Linked DNA regions of Homo sapiens: region 1 is linked to region 2. A link is a contact called in ENCODE Hi-C or POLR2A ChIA-PET data. All regions are on one chromosome and are shown on one strand. The core of a region is the stretch at or near the end of the contact, and the rest is flanking DNA. Distances in the headings are between cores, read along the strand shown.

Region 1 (4,672 bases), core at 322-2,821, 530 kb before region 2:
GGTGTGGGCCCCTTCTGGCATGGCGGCCTCTTGGACATCAGATCGGGCAATTATCCATCCTTGGAGCAGAAAGCCACTGGCCTGGCTTCTGAGAGTGGTGCCTTGTTCTGTGTTGAGGAGGAAAGGTCAGAGGCTGGAGGCTGGGAGAGCAGGTGGGCTGTAGACAGTGTGGCAGGGGCTGAGGGAGCAAGCTAAGCTGGGTCCCATGTGGTAGTGGGCCAACGGGCCGAGGAGGCTCCAGGGTCATCAGGCAGGGAATGGGTCAGAGTCTCTTAAACTGAGCTACCCTAATCCCCAAGGGATCCATGGAGAGCATTGAGGTACTTGGATGGGAAAAATTACATCTTTATTTATGTATTTGTTTAGAGACAGGGTCTTGCTCTGTCCCCCAGGCTGGAGTGCAGTAGTGTGATCACAGCTCACTGCAGCCTCGAACTCCTGGGCTCAAGCGATCCTCCCACCTCAGCCTCCCAAGTAGCTGGTACCACAGGTGTCCATTGCCACACCCAGCTGACTTTTAAATTTTCTGTTGAGACGGGGTCTTGCTATGTTGCCCAGGCTGGTCTCAAACTCTTGGCCTCAAGCAATCCTCCTGCCTTGGCCTCTCAAAGTGCTGAGATTATAGGTGGCTAATTTTTTAAGAAAGTTTTTGTAGAGATAGGGGTCTTGCTGTGTTGCCCAGACTGGTCTTGAACTCCTGGCCTCAAGTGATCCTCCTGCCTTGGCCTCCCAAAGTGCTAGGATCACAGGTATAAGTCACCACACCTGGCTAATTAAAAAAAATTTTTTTTGTAAAGATGGGGTCTTGCTGTGTTGCCCAGGTTTGTCTCGAACTCCTGGCCTCAGGTGATCCTCTTGCCTCAGCCTCCTGAAGTGCTGGGATTATAGGTGTGAGCCAGTGTGTCCAGCACTATTTTATATTATGCTTTTGAAAACATTATTCTGAGAAGAGGGCTTGACTTGACTTAAAGGGGTTCATAGTGCCAAAAATTTCATCAGTAGGTGTTTTCCTTTATATAAAATTTCATCAGTAGGTGTTTTCCTTTATATATATATATATGTATGTATGTATGTGTGTGTGTGTATATATATATATATATTTATTTATTTATTTGTTGAGACGGAGTCTTGCTCAGTCACCCAGGCTGGAGCGCAATGGCGCGATCTCAGCTCACTACAACCTCTGCCTCCCGGGTTCAAGAAATTCTCCTGCCTCAACCTCCCAAGTAGCTGGGATTACAGGCACCCGCCACCATGCCCGGCTAATTTTTATATTTTTAGTAGAGACAGGGTTTCACTGTGTTAGCCAGGCTGGTCTTGAACTCCTGAGCTCAGGGTGATCCGCCCGCCTTGGCCTCCCAAAGTGCTGGGATTACAGGCCTCCCAAAGTGCTGAGATTACACCCTGTAAGTGTTTTCTAGAGAGGCCCACATAGGCAATGAGGGGTGATGGAGGACACTACTTTCTGGGGGCCTTAGAAGATCTAGGAGATGAAGTGCCAGGGCCCCAAGCCATCTGCATGCTGTGCCCAGTATGTCCAGCAGGTGGCAGTGTCTGACCGGCTATGCTTTCTGCAGGCTCCCAGCCTCTGCCAGGTGCACCGGGGGGCATGGCGGGCAGAGGGGCATGGATGGGCAGGGTCCTGGCATTGCAGCACCTGCCGACACACCTGCATGAACACACAGGCACACTGTACGCACACACATATACTCACATTCACATTGGTGAAACAGCCAAGCTGGCAACCAACTTCTAGAACCTTCAGCCCCTTCCAGGACAGAAGACATTCCTGGGACTCTGGCCCTTGAGAAATCTTTTCAGAAGAGGAGGTCACTTTTGTTTTGCCTCTTCTTTTTCTTGCCCAATAGCTTTTCCGAGAAATCTACAGGTCAGCATGAGTCAACAGCTACAGCCACAAGATAGTTTGACTGTGGGTTGAGGAAATGGAGATCTGTGTTCCAGCCTGGCTCTGTGACCTTGGGCCAGCCACTGAATCTGTCCAAGCTTTTGTTTTTTCATGTTGTACCATGTGGATAAAGAGGGAACTCGCTGTAATCTCAGCACTTTGAGAGGCCAAAGTGGGAGGATCGTTTGAGGCCAGGAATGTGAGACACAGCCTGGGCAGCACAGCGAGACCCCATCTCTACAAAAAATAAAATTAAAAAAATTAGCTGGGCATGATGGTGGGTGCCTGTAGTCGCAACTACTAGGGAGGCTGAGGTAGGAGGATTGCTTGAGCCCAGGAGTTGGAGGCTGCAGTGACCTAGGATCACACCACCGCACTCCAGCCTAGGTGGCAGAGCAAGACCCTGTGTCTTTAAAAAAAAAGAGAGAGAGAGAGAAAAAGAGGGAAAGGGTGCGTTGGTGTGTTTTTCTAGGCATTCATTCAGGAAACATTGTGGAGGCATCCACAGCTCGCTGCCCTCGGGACCCAGCAGAGCCTAGATACCTGCCCATTTTTTCCCAGCTTGTTGACCATCATGAATCACACAACTCAGCAATTAAAAGATAACCCACTTTAAAAAAAAATGGGCAAAGGACTTGAATAGACATCTAGCCAAAGAAAATATACAAATGGCCAATAAGCCCATGGAAAGATGCACGATGTCATTGGTCATTAAGGAAATGCAAATCCAAACCACAATGAGACACCACTTCATACCTCCTAGGGCTGTTGATTCTATAGGAAGAAGTGTGAAGAGAGACTGAGGGAGCGGCCCACCTCCTCCCTGACCCCCTTTCCAGACTGTGCTGTATTTTCCAGCTGGGAATGGAAGATTCTATAGGAAGAGGTGTGAAGAGAGACTGAGGGAGCTGCCCACCTCCTCCCTGACCCCCTCTCCAGACTGTGCTGTATTTTCCAGCTTCTCACCGGCTCTACATGTGACCCACAGCAACCCTTGCCCTATAGTCTCCCGAGCTGAGCTTCTCACTGGGGAGGGGAAGCTCCTAAGTGAACTCCTCCCTCTGCAGGCATCTTTCTGACCTGTTTTCTGCTGGGCATTGGGGACAGTGGCTCAGAGGCGTGCAAGTCCCGGCTGCCACTCCCTTCCATCAGATGATGGGGATCAGCTGCTTCAGGGCCCCGGAGCAGGGTTGTGGTGGGGAGATGAAGGAGGGAGGGAGCAGAGGCCACCAGCTGGACCCCTGCATGAGATCCTGGGGAGAGCAGGGAGGCCTTTGGGGATCCCGGGTGCATTAACCACTTGGTGCCACTGTCGCCACCTCGGCTCTGGACAGCTGCTCATTCCGGGGCTGCCACCACTGTGGACGGCGTGATCAGTCCACCTGTTTCTCCCGCTTCTACTATCCCCCTGTGTCTGCTCTTCTCTGTAAACTGCACACTGTACATGTATGCATCATGTGTGTGTGCATGAGTGTGTGTACGTGTGTGGGGGCATCTGAATGATAGGTACTTTCCTTCCTTTCTTCCTTTTCCTGAGACAGAGTCTCACTCTGTTGACCAGACTGGAGTGCAGTAGCACCAACATGGCTCACTGCAGCCTCAACCCCATGGGCTCAAGGGATCCTCCCACCTCAGCCTCCTCAGTAGCTGGGACTATAGGCATGCATGACCATGCCGGCTAATTTTTGTATTTTCATAGAGATGGGGTCTCTCTGTGTTGCCCAGGCTGGTCTCAAACTCCTGAAACCAAGCAATCTCTCCACCGCAGCCTCCCAAAATGCTGGGATTACAGGCGTGAGCCACCACACCAGGCTCGTTTTTGTATTTCTGTTTTTTTTTTTTGAGACGGAGTCTCGCTCTGTTGCCCAGGCTGGAGTCCAGTGGCGCGATCTCGGCTCACTGCAAGCTCCGCCCCCCGGGTTCACGCCATTCTCCAGCCTCAGCCTCCTGAGTAGCTGGGACTACAGGTGCCCACCACCACGCCTGGCTAATTTTTTATATTTTTAGTAGAGATGGGGTTTCACCGTGTTAGCCAGGATGGTCTCGATCTCCTGACCTCGTAATCCATCTGCCTCGGCCTCCCAAAGTGCTGGGATTACAGGCGTGAGCCACCGCGCCTGGCCCATTTATGTATTTTTTTTGGAGAGACAGAGTCTCACTGCGCTGCCCAGGCTGGCCTCAAACTCCTGAAACCAAACGATACCCTCAACCACAGCCTCCCAAAGTGCTGGGATCACAGGTGTGAGCCACTGTGCCTGGCTCAATGCTGGGTGCATTTTAAAGTCACGAGAGAGTGTGTGTTGAGTTAACATTTTGGAGACTGTGATCAGCAAACAGTCCCCAGCGCAGACACCCTCTCTGGTGGGGTTTGGGTTTTGCTGCCTTTTAATTTTCTTCCAGCTGCCTCCAAAGCACCTTTGTGCTCCTAGGAACAAGCACTGGGTGTTGGGGGCGGGGTGGGGGGGCGGGGTTGCTATAAGCTCTTCTGAGAGGAAGCCTCAGGGAGCAAGGTCCCAATGGCCAGGCTTCCCTTTAAGACAAGGTTGTCCTGCTGAAACCAGGTCCTCAACTCCTAGGTCCCCAAAGGGCATTTGACCCGACACTGGGCTGCTGCAGGCTTGGTCCTGGGGGAGACTGGGGGTGTGTAGCAGGAAGTGCTTCTCTCAAGCAGAGACCACAGCTTGTGTCTCTGGGCCACACACTGGAGCGTTATTTTCCAAACTGCCGCTGGGTCAGCTCACTCTCCCACTCCAAACCCTCAGGGAT
Region 2 (4,715 bases), core at 1,144-3,643:
TACCTGTAGTCACAGCTACTCGGAGGCTGAGGCAGGAGAATTGCTTGAACTTGGGAGGCAGAGGTTGCAGTGAGCCGAGATTATGCCACTGCACTCCAGCCTGGGTGACAGAATGAGACTCCATCTCAAAAAAAAAAAAAAGTTTTGAAGTTGATCTCATGGAAGTGGGGAGTAGAATGATGGTTACCTGTCATTCTCTAGATAGCTGAGGATGGTCATTGTGTTGACTGGGGAGTGGATGAAGGAGAGGTTGGTTAATGGGTCCAAACATACAATTGGATAAAAGAAATAAGTTCTAGTGTCCAATAGCAGAGTAGGGTGACTATAGTTAACAGCGATGCATTATTTCAAAATAGTTAGAAGAGAGGTCTTGGAATGTCCCCAACACATAGAAACAATAAGAATTTGAGGTGATGGCCACCCAAGGACCCTGCTTTGATCATTATCACATGTGCCCTATAAATATATAATCTATCAGTTTTTAAAAATAAGCATTTTGACTGAGAGCTGAAGGCTGTAGAGTTTCCCTGAGTTAAGTATAATTAATCAGTGACCTCCTGCCAAAACATGGGCTTTTTATCCTGGCTCTGAAAGAAGAAGGGACTCTCCATGATCAGTGTTACTATTCCCATTGTACAGATGGGGAAAATGAGGCTTAGGTTAAATCATATTTTATTACTCCATTTTCATGCTGCTGGTAAAGACATACCCCGAGACTGGGCAATTTACAAAAGAAAGAGATTTAATGGACTCACAGTTCCACATGGCCGGGGAGGCCTCACAATCATGGTGGAAGGGAAGGAGGAGCAAGTCACGTCTTACATGGATGGCAGCAGGCAAAGGAGAGCTTGTGCAGGGAAACTCCCTTTATGAAGCCATCAGATCTTGTGAGACTTATTCACTATCACAAGAATGGCATGGGAAAGACCTGCCCCCATGATTCAATTACCTCCCACCAGGTCCCTCCCCAAACACATAGGAATTACGGGAGCTACAATTCAAGATGAGATTTGGGTGGGGACACAGCCAAAGCATATCACCTATTGTTGGCATTTGGAACTGGGTTTGAACCTGGAACTTTCTGGTTCCAAAGCCCGTGGTGCTTTCCAGTAGGACACGATCATATCTCTGAAGTACAAAGTAATATTTGTGCAAATTGCCCCGTGGGAATGTCAAGCCCTTGGGCAACTTCTCTCTGCACACGAGTCAGGGACCTCAAGGAGAACGATGGTATCTACTTAGGTCAGGTTACAGCATTCTTTCCTCTCATGTATTTACTCTATTATTCAAATAAAGCAGGTGTAAAGATGGCAGAAGATAAACGTCAGGCTGCACGCTATCTGATGCTCATGTCATGCTTATATAATTATTATTATTATTATTTTTTTTTTTTTAGTATGTGGAGACCGTTACTTCTCGTCAGAGTGAAATCCAGAAATTCATTGCAGATGGTTGCAAAGAGGCTCTGCTTGAAGAGAAGAGGCGCTTCTGCTTTCTGGTTGATAAGCACTGTGGCTTTGCAAACCACATACATTATTATCACTTACAGGTGGGTGTGGTGGCAAATTGCCTTGAGCGTATTAATAACTTTATTTCATATTTAAATGCCCCAGAAGGCTGGGCCGTGGCCCACGCCTGTAATCCCAGCACTTTGGGAGGCTGAGGTGGGCCTGGGCAACATGGCAAAACTCTGTCTCTATAAAAAATAATAAAAAAAAAACTAGCCAGGCATGGTAGCATGTGCCTGTAGTCCCAGCTACTCAGGAGGCTGAGGTGGGAGGATCCCTTCAGCCTGGGAAGTTGAGGCTGCAGTGAGCCATGATTGTGCCACTGCACTCCAACCTGAGCAACAGAGCGGGACCCTGTCTCAATCAGTCCATACGTACAGAGATATACACACATGCACGCCACTCACCTTCCACACATGCCCAATATAAAGCAGTGGGCCATTTTGCCAATGAAAAGATTCCAGAGAAACTGTGTTTGGCCAACTTGAACATATAAACTTATAGAAATACAGCTGAAATGGTCAAACGTCCATGTATAATGTTTAATAAATTAATAATACATCCATATTTAAAGTCCTTCATAAAATAATGCTTCATCATTGAAAAATAGCACATGTTTGCTCTTCTCACCTGCGAGTCAGCTTTCCCCAGGCCCTTTCTGATGTGTCCTCAGCATCAGTGTCTTCACCATGGCTGCTGGTGAGTCCCAGCGGGCCCAGGTCTACCCCACCTGGGCGATTTGAGATGCTCCCTTCATGGGTCCGTGTCCGGGGGTCACGGGCAGCTCTGCCCCAGCCCACGGGCCCCCATTCACGCGCATCAGGACAGCTGGGCTCAGTGATGCGTTCATTCCTCTTGGTGGTATTGGTTCCTGGTTTATTCAACTGAATGACCTCATCACCCTCCTTCCAACACACACAGCTGTGAGGTTCGAACCCCCAGGAATCATGATGCAACACATGTCACATTTCCTTTCCTTTGTTTTAAATTATGAACTCTGTTGGGCCTTTGTAAACATCCAAAACTAGCACTGGTTGAGGTCAGAAATTCATTGTTGTTCATAGTAAAGTTAGAGAGTGTTCCAATATAGGAGAAGCTTTGCAAGAGCTTGAATATAAGTCAGCTTTGTCTTTGTTTTAAAGGAAAAATACTTTGGCCTTGTATGTATGCAAATGTTGTATTTTCTATAAACTTTTTACAACTTTAAGGAATATTCAGGACTGCGCATGGTGGCTCACGCCTGTAATCCCAGCACTTTGGGAGACCAAAGTGGGTGAATCACTTGAGGTCAGGAGTTTGAGACCAGCCTGGCCAACATGGTGAAACCCTGTCTCTACTAAAAATACAAAAATTAATCACATGTGGTGAGCACCTGTAATCCCAGCTACTCAGGAGGCTGAGGCAGGAGAATTGTTTGAACCCAGGAGGCTGAGGTTGCAGTGAGCCCAGATCACACCACTGCACTTCAGCCTGGGCAACAGAGCAAGACTCTGTCTCAAAAAAAAAAAAAAAAAAAAAGGAAGAAAAAGGAGTATTCAGCTCCCTAAATAAGATTTAAAATTAGTACAGCAGGCCAGGCACAGTGGCTCATGCCTATAATCCCAGCCCTTTGGGAGCCCAAGGCAGGAGGATCACTTGAGCCCAGGAGTTCCAGACCAGCCTGGGCAGCATAGCGAGACCCTATCTCTACCAAAAAAAAAAAAAAAAAGTTTTAATTAGCCAGTTGTGGTGATGTGCATCTGTGGCCCCAGCTACTCAGGAGGCTGAGGTGGAAGGATTGTTTGAGCCCAGGAGTTCGAGGTTGCAGTGAGCTGTGATTGTGCCAGTGCACTCCAGCCTGGGTGACAGAGCCAAAATCCTCTCTCAAAAAAGCAGAAGAAAATGGTTACAGCAAAGGAAATAGTTGCTGTATTAGGTGATCACTTTTGTCAACAGCATGTCTGTACTAGTTTCGGGAATGTAGAGTTCACTTTAGAATCTTCTCTTCCCAGAGTGAGGGCATCCTGTGGCACCAGGGTCGCAGGCTGGAGAGGACAGAGGTGACCTTGAGGTTCTCTTCCTGCGTGATATCCCCACCGTGTCATGAGGCAGCCTAGCACCTTTTCAGGGAGCTCCAGTTATCAGCAGAGTCTTTCTTAGACTTAACCATCGGTCCCAGTAATGCTTTCTAGAGTGACGCAGACCAAATCTGCTCGTTTCTATGCTGGAAGTTTCTTCGAGTATCTGAAAACTGGTTTTGTGGCTTCCCTTAATTCAGCTAAAGCGCCTCAGTCCTTTCTGTGGAGTTGGGATGAAGCAGGCCCAAGCAGCTGGTCCACGGTGCTGCAGAGTGTCAGGGTGACAGTTGGGGGTGGGGTGACAGTTGGGGGTGGGGTGGCATTTGGGGACAGGGGTGGTGTGAGGGGGTCTTTGCCCTTCCCCAGGACTGACATCAGCCCCCCACCACTCTTGATAAACTCAGAGGCTGAGTAAAAGCAGTGTGACTGCCATGCACACAGCCGCAGGACAGGCTCCTGCCTCCCCTTTCCCAACCAGAGTGCTCTTCAGAAAAGGTGCTCACTGGAAGCGCTTGGGGGGCCTCTGAGAATCCAGTTGTCAGGAGCAGAGCCAGGCTTGTGGGTGCTGGAGGGGCACTCTGCCTCCAGGGTTGCGGGTTCTCACCCCTGCTGGTCAGGTCTGCTCTGCAAAACCTTGTTTGGCCTGTGGTGGGGGCGTCCCTCAGCACTGCCCACCACTCACCCAGTCCCTCTTCCCCATAGACAGACTCTCAGGACAGTGTCTGATTCACTTCTCTAATGTCTGAATCGGTCAGAGTCAACTACGGGGCCCGTGGCCTGTGTTGGAGGTGCTGCTTTTAGTAGGAGTGGGAGGGAGAAAGTGATGGTTGGCGTTTCTGGGGCCACCTGGAAAACGGGATTCATACAGATTGCTCCCTCCCTCCCTTTGAGTTTCTGTTCTTGCTCTTAACCATTTACCATCCCCGTATTAGTCCCATGCTCTGTATTCACACTGAGGGATCAGGAAATTTCCTTTTGAGTCAGAGCCTTTGCCCCTCTCAGCCGGTGAGACACAGCTGATCCTCTAGGTGCTTAAAGTGCTCACCGAGTTTAACCCAGGGCCCCCACACTCCTGGTGCTAAGCCAGTAATCTGTTATCAGCGATATGACGTGATGTCATTTTTCTCAGCTCTTCAGACAATCTTCTTTG

Evidence for each region. A loop is a pair of places that touch in the nucleus more often than their neighbours do. ChIA-PET counts read pairs that join two places held with the same protein, here RNA polymerase II (POLR2A). Pooled maps may share reads with other maps.
Region 1: a loop to region 2 is called in a pooled map, with 2.4 times the contacts of the local background. The contact joins two enhancer-like sites. A Hi-C loop is called at or near these places in 1 of 168 maps with a recorded cell type or tissue (heart left ventricle) and 2 of 50 pooled maps. POLR2A ChIA-PET finds 5 or more read pairs at or near these places in 2 of 52 experiments (Panc1 and endothelial cell of umbilical vein).

What each region holds. Positions count from the first base shown.
Region 1 is chr7:98,838,815-98,843,486 of GRCh38, reverse strand. No RefSeq gene overlaps it. Among named protein-coding and RNA genes, the nearest start is that of TMEM130, 29 kb to the left of the region's middle. RefSeq lists an enhancer at 1,603-1,652. Within about 2 kb of position 1,571, at least 6 of the 41 ENCODE cell types and tissues checked have a DNase peak (open chromatin) inside an H3K27ac peak, as active enhancers do.
Region 2 is chr7:98,312,294-98,317,008 of GRCh38, reverse strand. BAIAP2L1 (BAR/IMD domain containing adaptor protein 2 like 1) reads left to right here. Exons shown (of 14, transcript NM_018842.5): 7 at 1,397-1,549. It also overlaps a transcript of BRI3 not described here. Among named protein-coding and RNA genes, the nearest start is that of BRI3, 33 kb to the right of the region's middle. RefSeq lists a silencer at 4,004-4,151. Within about 2 kb of position 2,393, at least 2 of the 41 ENCODE cell types and tissues checked have a DNase peak (open chromatin) inside an H3K27ac peak, as active enhancers do.